Linked DNA regions of Homo sapiens: all the other regions are linked to region 3. The links are chromatin loops, found by intact Hi-C in ENCODE. Cell type or tissue: OCI-LY7. All regions are shown on one strand. Region 1 overlaps LOC100128885 (a long non-coding RNA gene). Region 2 has its middle 48 kb from the start of ZNF680. Region 3 overlaps ZNF736 (zinc finger protein 736).

What was found. Hi-C counts contacts between places; a loop is a spot of excess contacts. Peaks named below come from ENCODE experiments on the same cell type or tissue, not always from the same donor. Only the 100,000 strongest peaks of a DNase experiment are listed, where the experiment ranks them.
Region 1: it touches region 3 in a loop (7-fold over the local background); 16 of 110 quality-filtered maps call a loop at or near these places.
Region 2: it touches region 3 in a loop (2.5-fold over the local background); 3 of 110 quality-filtered maps call a loop at or near these places.

The regions. Positions count from the first base shown.
Region 1 is chr7:64,617,744-64,620,243 of GRCh38, reverse strand. It overlaps LOC100128885 (a long non-coding RNA gene), which reads right to left. Exons shown (of 3, transcript NR_077227.1): 3 at 1,655-2,500. Among named protein-coding and RNA genes, the nearest start is that of ZNF107, 47 kb to the left of the region's middle. In OCI-LY7, CTCF peaks have their summits at 751 and 953 (motif pointing right); DNase peaks (open chromatin) are centred at 333 and 983.
Region 2 is chr7:64,513,720-64,516,219 of GRCh38, reverse strand. It overlaps a transcript of ZNF680 not described here. Among named protein-coding and RNA genes, the nearest start is that of ZNF680, 48 kb to the left of the region's middle. In OCI-LY7, no CTCF peak of the experiment used is centred here; no DNase peak of the experiment used is centred here.
Region 3 is chr7:64,319,739-64,322,238 of GRCh38, reverse strand. The region is part of intron 1 of ZNF736 (zinc finger protein 736); the gene reads right to left. Among named protein-coding and RNA genes, the nearest start is that of ZNF736, 7.0 kb to the right of the region's middle. In OCI-LY7, a CTCF peak has its summit at 1,119; DNase peaks (open chromatin) are centred at 798, 1,078 and 1,518; H3K4me3 peaks cover 2,251 bases; H3K27ac peaks cover 2,500 bases.

The DNA of each region.
Region 1 (2,500 bases), 300 kb before region 3:
TCCCTGGAACTTGCTTTTCTAATTCTGGTGAATCATTTTCTATAAGCCTGCCTGATATGACTTTTTAAAAAGCTGGGTTGATCTTACACTACCTGCAAAGGTGTAGTATAAATGTCATGCCCTTGTGCAAAAGAAAATGGTTGCTTTCTTCTTCAAAGTCCGGAGGTTAAAGAAGTTCCAGTGTTACAGAATGCACTCCAGAGGGTTGCAAGCTGAAGTTGGTCTGTTGCCCATCTAGAAAAAGTGAGAATAAAAGGGTCCTTTTAGTCTCCCTTTTTTTTGGTATGACCAAGGGTGAAGGGGAAAACAGTGGGAGTGTCACCTCTACTCTTTTCTCTCCTTGGTTCCTGGGTCCTGTCACCATGTTAAATGTGTCACTCATGGTTGTGGGTGTGACCTCTCCAAGCCATGAAACCAGATGAACTAGGTGATGGATTTTAGCCACAATTACCCATATAGCCTTATTTGTCCACTTGTGATTTCCCTTTGACTTTCTAGACTTGTGTGATCTGTGTGCCACCCCAAAAAATGGATTTTGGGAAAGAATATGTAATAGTTGCCTTTGGGCAAGGCTCATTTAATGGAGGGATTGTGCTAGATGGAACTCTGTATTCTACTCTTATGCCCCATGCTAAATCATTTACCCTTAGAAAATGATTCTGGTTAACTTTTGGATGTAAAGTTCCCTTACTAATTAAGTACTATTTTAATTAGAGACAGAATAGGTGCCTTAAAGAACACAAGGGACCTAATGGCATTTTTCCTGCTGATAGGACAGTATTCAAACTAAAATTTAGCTATGGAAGACATTTTACTCTTAATTGTTAAAGGCAGCATTTTCCCATTCACAGAAGGGCATAGAGCCTGATTTTTAGCGGTGCAAAAAGGGAGAATTGGGAAGCTACAGTGTATTGCAAAAGACTGACAATGTGCCTCATGGAGATAATTTCTATTTCCACTAGGTGGTGCTGTTGGCTTAGAAATACCATGTACTCACGGAGGACGTGTATTGGGTTAGTATGGCATTTGCCGATCTTTCCTAACAGAACTGTTCCCCCGAATTGTAAAAATTCCTGCACATTTCATACACAGAGAAAAGACATGGTGACTGCAGATAGAAAAGGAGAAATTTTGCAACAGGATAGATGGAGATTCTCTTTGCTAACACCTGGATGAGTGGTCAGAAGTTGGCTTTAGTCCAGAAGCCTTTGGATAACACCAGGGTATGCCCTGGCCCGAAATTTTCAGTTGCTCCAAAACCTCTCCCAGCCCCATGTAATGGCTAGGTCCTCCATGAAAGAAAACTGGTTTAAAGCATGGCCAATGTGTGTATTGCAGGGGATTCATCCTCTCCCCAGTAACCCTCACATTTGAGTCTTCAAGAACAGTAGCCATGCTAATCACATTTTTAAATGGCTGTTTGGATGCCCATTATTAATTTGATTTGATTTTATAATAAGGCCCATAGCCTCAAAATTAAAGGACAGATTCTGAGGTTCACTTCCATACTTATTGCTTTGATGTTTATACCTATCATTCCATTTCTGATTCTGAAGGAGCCCCCAAATGAAGTGGCTTTGTTCTGTGGGGACATACCTGAGGTTTCTTGTCTCATACAGAGAAGATTAATGACATGGACACGCACACACGGAGTGAGTTTAAGAAGCAGAAAGTTTAATAGAAGAAAGGGAGAGACAGAGCTTCCTCTTTCAGAAAAAGTGGGTCACCCAAGGGGGTTTCTGAGTTTGGGGCAGAATAGATTCAATTTTATAGAGGATTGGATTGAGGAGGCAGTGATTGATTTACACAGGGCCCAGGAGATTGGTTTGACCAGGTGTGCCATTTACATAGCCCACAAAGAAAATGTCCCTTCTACCCTAATCTTTTATTATGTAAATGTAATCTCTACCTGGCCGATGCCATGACACCTGCACACGTGATGACAGAAAAAGGAGGGAAAATTGTCATGTGTGGTGTACCTGGCTTTTAGTATAGCTCCTGGCATTTGCATATGCAAGCTTCCAGCTTGCTGATCTATGCTTACAGCTTCACGTTTTAGGCTGCTTTCTTTTAGGAAAACAAATAGCTCTGGGGCCCTGTTTTATTAAAGAAAAATTCCATTGAGAACCCTTACTCTTACTAACTCCCTAAAATAATTTTGATTTAACTCCTGTATTAATATTGCCTGTATGCTAAGTCCAGTGATGTCAAAATGCTCCTTCTGGGCATGGCCTTAGCAGGAAAGACAAATCACCTGGTGTCATGGCCCAGCAATATGTCACAACATTTTCTATGGGCAGAATACAGGTAAGAGAGAGTCACATTTCCTAGGTGATAAATAAAAAGATATTTTACAAGGTCCCTTGTGGGCAGGGCCCAGGCAGAAGCACCCCATCCCATAGGTATGGGTCCCAGATATGTGTAATAATCTCCAAAATATGTGGGGCCCAGGGAAAACAGAAGAGTTTCATCACCTAGATGCTAGGTCCACCTACATGCT
Region 2 (2,500 bases), 190 kb before region 3:
AAAAGTACGAACACAAAAGTGAGGTTGGAGTGAAAGTTTAATAAGCAAAAGAAGAAAGCTTTTTGCTAGCAGAGAGGGGTTTCTGAGTAGGAGTTCCCCCTGTGAGGCTGGGGTTCAGGGTTATTATGGACTAGGAATAAAAAGAAATGTGCTTAGTTTGTGGGCTGTTTTGGAGATCTTGTGACTTAGCTTGGCCTGGGACTAATTAGAAAGCTTGGGCTGAGATCTTGGCCCAGGACCAATTAGAAGCTGAAATGATGATATATAGATGCTGCTTAGCTTGGCCCAGGACCTATTAGAAGCTGAAGTGAAAGCTTGGCCTGGGACCTTGGCCTGGGACCAATTAGGGTCTGAAATGATGATTTATAGGAGCCGCTGTATAGTTTAAATAAAGGTGAGTGCCCACTGGAGCCCACTGTGTTTATGCCCACAAAAGGAGAAGAAACTTTTTGTGGAGCCCTCTGATTATATAAAGGATAAAGGCATTTTATACCAGGCCTTGTTTTTTATTTGAGTGAGCTAGAGGTTTGTGCAAGTTTTTATGTAAATAGGCTGGAGGGTTTTTTTATTTGTGCAGTTGTGGGCATGTTTTTAGGCACAATACTTTGTGCCTGTTTTTTTATTGGTGCCTGCAGCTTGAATTTTTTTTTCCAGGCTGCATTTTACATTATATGGGGTGGAGGCAATGACTCATGGGCTGGGGACTTTTCAGAGACCTTTCTGTTGCTATTTACCTAAGGCAAGCAAACTTCTTTCAGTCTCCACTCAGGAGTGGAAACCCTAACTATTTTTATAGAGATTAGGCATTGGATTTTTTTGGACTGCTTTTTGCTTGAAAGGGGCATTGTGTAGGGAACAGTAGCTAGGATTTTTTAGGGGGGGGTGCTAGTTTAAGGGTTTTTGGAAGAGGTGCACATTTATGTGTGTGTGTATGTGTGTGTGTTGCACTGATGCAAACAACTATATTGTTGTAAGTCAAGAATAATTTAACTAGTTTTTAGATTTTAGAGGAGCTAGGCTGAGAGAAAGAAATGCATTTTAAATTTTATTTACAGGAGTGTACCTTGCTTGTTAAAAGGTTTTAAGAAATTCTTACTTACTTTGAAAAGCAAAATAAAGATTAGCAATTTGTGTGTGGGTGTGTCTGTGTGTGTGTGTGTGTGTGTGTGTGTGTGTGTGACAGAGTTTTGCTCTTGTTGCCCAGGCTGGAGTGCAATGGCGCGATCTTGGCTCACTGCAACCTCCGCCTCCTGGGTTCAAGCGATTCTCCTGCCTCAACCTCCCAAGTAGCTGGGATTACAAGCATGCGCGACCACGCCCGGCTAATTTTGTATTTTTAGTAGAAACTGGGTTTCTCCATGTTGGTCAGGATGGTCTTGAATTCCCGACCTCAGGTGATCCATCTGCCATGGCCTCCCAAAGTGCTGGGATTATAGGCATGAGCCACCACACCCAGCCAAGATTAGCAATGGTTTAAGCAAAAGTTAAAAACATTGCTTTTGTTTTTTATTAGTTTAGTTTATTTTGTTAACTTTTGTTTTGCTTGATATTTATAAATATTATAAGTTTTTATTATGAGTTTTATTAATGAGTGGTGAGTTTATTTTATTGACATTTATAAATATGAGTTTTTATTATGAGTTTTATTATTATAGAATTTTTTTATTATGAGCTATTTATGAGTTTTGTTTTGTTATGAGAAACCTGCATTGGAGAACATTTGTTAAAGTTTTACAGCTAATTGTAAACCATTTTTTGAAGAAAATTAAAATAACAATTGTTTATAAATGACAAAATGTTTAGGGTGGTTACAGTTAGCAGCACAATTGACAAAGAAATGTGGTTATTTTTGTGGCTTATAATAACATAACCTTAATTGTGATTGATGGTGCACATTTAGACATTAGAATCTTAGATATTTTATATGGTTTTGGAACATATGTTAATGATACTTACTAAAATATAACCTGAAGAAGATTAGATATTAATTTGGCAATTTTATATACCTAAACTTGTTAAATAATTTTGTTAACCTCTGTTTTGGATGCCCCAGGAGCCCCTTGCAGAACTCAAGAGCTAGACATTAGAAAAGACAACTTTGAAACTGAAATTTGATCTTGTGAAGTTTGTTGAAGATGTTGGAGGTTTAAAACACTTGATATTCTGAAATAAAATTTTAAATTACCGTAAGTTATTTGTTTTGCTAAAATGATGATTTAAAATTTGAAAAAGCAAAACCTTTTACTAGCTCTTATTATTACATAAAAATTTTGATTGGCCAGGTGTGGTGGCTCACGCCTGTAATCCCAGCACTTTGGGAGGCCTAGGAGGGTGGATCATGAGGTCAGGAAATCAAGACCATCCTAGCCAACATGGTGAAATCCCGTCTCTACTAAAAATAAAAAAAGTAGCTGGGTGTGGTGGCAAGCACCTGTAGTCCCAGCTACCCAGGAGGCTGAGGCAGGAGAATAGCTTGAACCCAGGAGGCAGAGGTTGCAGT
Region 3 (2,500 bases):
GCATAATCCCTAAAAGAACAAGCGGTAAAAAGAAGAGGGAGAAATTAGAATGATTTTTAACTCCTGGTGCAAATGTAAAATGGTGTAGCCACTATAAAAAACAATGTGGACATTTCTTGGAAAAAAAAAACCATAAAATGTACCTTCTTCTATGTTTAGAACATAGAATTATATGATCCAGCTATTTCATTGCTAAATTCAGACTGTAGTTCAACAACATACAGCTTATCACTAATCAATGTTATTTCTGCAAACTAACGAGAATTCCTGACAATGGCTGACTACTTATTCTGCTTCTTACTTTATAAACCGTATTAAAAAGGCCAAAGTTCATATCTTAGGTAACATGCATCTGAGTCTTCCAGGCAGCTGTCCTCACCTTGGCTGAAGTAAATTCTTTAAAATTTTATTTTTTTGCCCCTGCTTCTTCCTTTGGATTGATATTTCTGGTGCTGTGAGCAGGATTCAGAGGGACACCCCCAACCATCCAACATCCCTCTTGAACTCAGAAACTAGTCAATGAGAACCCCTTGTATTCTTCCAGCTCCCAGTACATTGTTGAGTGTAAGGGGTGAGTCCTCCTGAATTCAGATCTCCCTACTATTTCATGAGGTCAAGACTTTGCTTGAGCTGTTCTTTTCAACCCTCACTTTCTAGAAAAAATATTTCCATTTTTGGCTAAAGTCAGGAGATTTTAATTTCAATATTTTTAACTGCTTTCTCTGCTACTGTCTCAAGACAGAAAATCTGGGTCATAATACTGGCAGTCTAGCCCTGGTGGTTTTACTTCTTTTGTTCTAAAATTAGGTAACATGCTTTAAAAAACACAGCTGTTTTCTATTGCTTCTAATTTGAACTTGACTTTTTGGGACCTTCAAAGCAAAAGGTGCATGGGAGTGAATTCTCTCATCCCAAAGATAAAAGGCAATTTCTTTAACTGACTCATTTGGGTGCTCTAGGCAACTAGAGACTTTGTAGAGGTGTTAGGATGATTTTCAATGCTTTGTACCAGTCTCACAGGGTCCTCCCAAAAGAAAAACACCTGCAGAGACTTTTAACTAAGCTGGAAGTAAACATAAGCATTGCTCACCCAGCACTATAATCAGCAACTCTTGGGTGACACCTTGAGGAGTGATGCTCATACACAGCACACTTAGACCTGGTACACTGCTCTGGCCATGATCACCTTTGAAAAGTTTCTAAATTATGGAAAACTGATCATCAAAACCATTCTTTTCCTTCTAGGTAACATGCCTTAGAAACATAAGCTGAACTTATGTATAATACCTATGGAGCTTCATCTTGCAAATGCCTGGGTAAATGTACCGACATGACTTCAGATGACCCCAAAATGCAATGACAAAAATGAAGGTCTTATGACATTTCTAAATTAATATATTTCCATGCACAATTGGAAACGGCAGGTTTTAGAATGAAATTTAATGAAAGGCCTTCTTTCTGTTTTGCCTGGCTACATTCTAATAAGAGATTTCAAAGTACATTTTAAGAGGGCTCTTTCACTTCCTCAAAAAAAAACCTTTTAAATGTTCAAAATGCCTGTTTGATTGCTGCAGGATTTACAATACATACTTTAACTTTTTCCAGTCTTTTCTCAGTCTCTCGGAGATGTAAATCTTACCATGTATTTGAAATGTTAACATCCAGAGAATTAGCAAAACAGCATTCTAGCTGAGATCAAATTGGAGAAAAAAAAATTGAAGTTTTTTTAGACCAAACCTCAAAATTTTATTTCTCAATGAATTATCTCTAGCTTAGGCAAAAAAACATTACATACATAATAATTAATTACTAATGTATTTGTTTTTATTATTTGATTTTTGCTCTTGACCTTCTGGAGTCCACATTTGTAAACTTGTCTACTCCCATAGACAGCTTTCATTCTCCTGTTTTACCAACCATTTCTTAAAATCTTGTGTCTGGCCTTTGTGGGTAGATGGTAAACTGAGAAGCTGAGATACTAAAAAATGTGGCCTGAAAATATAGATTGCAACCCACTTGCAGTAAGCTGTTCTTAGGAGAAGTTTTGATTACAGAAGAGCTACAATTTTTTTGTTATTTCTCTGAAGTTTTAAAGTCATACAGGATTTCTTGGATTTGGCCTCATGAATGTTTGTGTTGGTTTTTAGTCACTAGTTCAGGTATCCCTTTAATTTAAAATTTCAGTTTATATTTAGAGTGTAATAGAAACTTTTGTTGTTTTGTTTGTTTAGTCTTCTCTCTGGAACTAAATAAAACCATATACTGTGGTTTGGAAAAAAGAAAACTATTTACTGAAAAATTTCAAAGAGAAACAGCTTTGAATAGTGATTACCCTAGGCCTCCAGTAAACAAAAATGCCCCATCTCCAAAATTCCTTCTTGATGTAAATTTTAGAAAGAAAAAGATAAATTTTAGAAAGAAAAAGACAAGTAAAGAAATGTTTTTGTCTGAGCGTAGTGGCTCACACCTGCAATCCCAGCACTTGGGAGGCCGAGGCAGG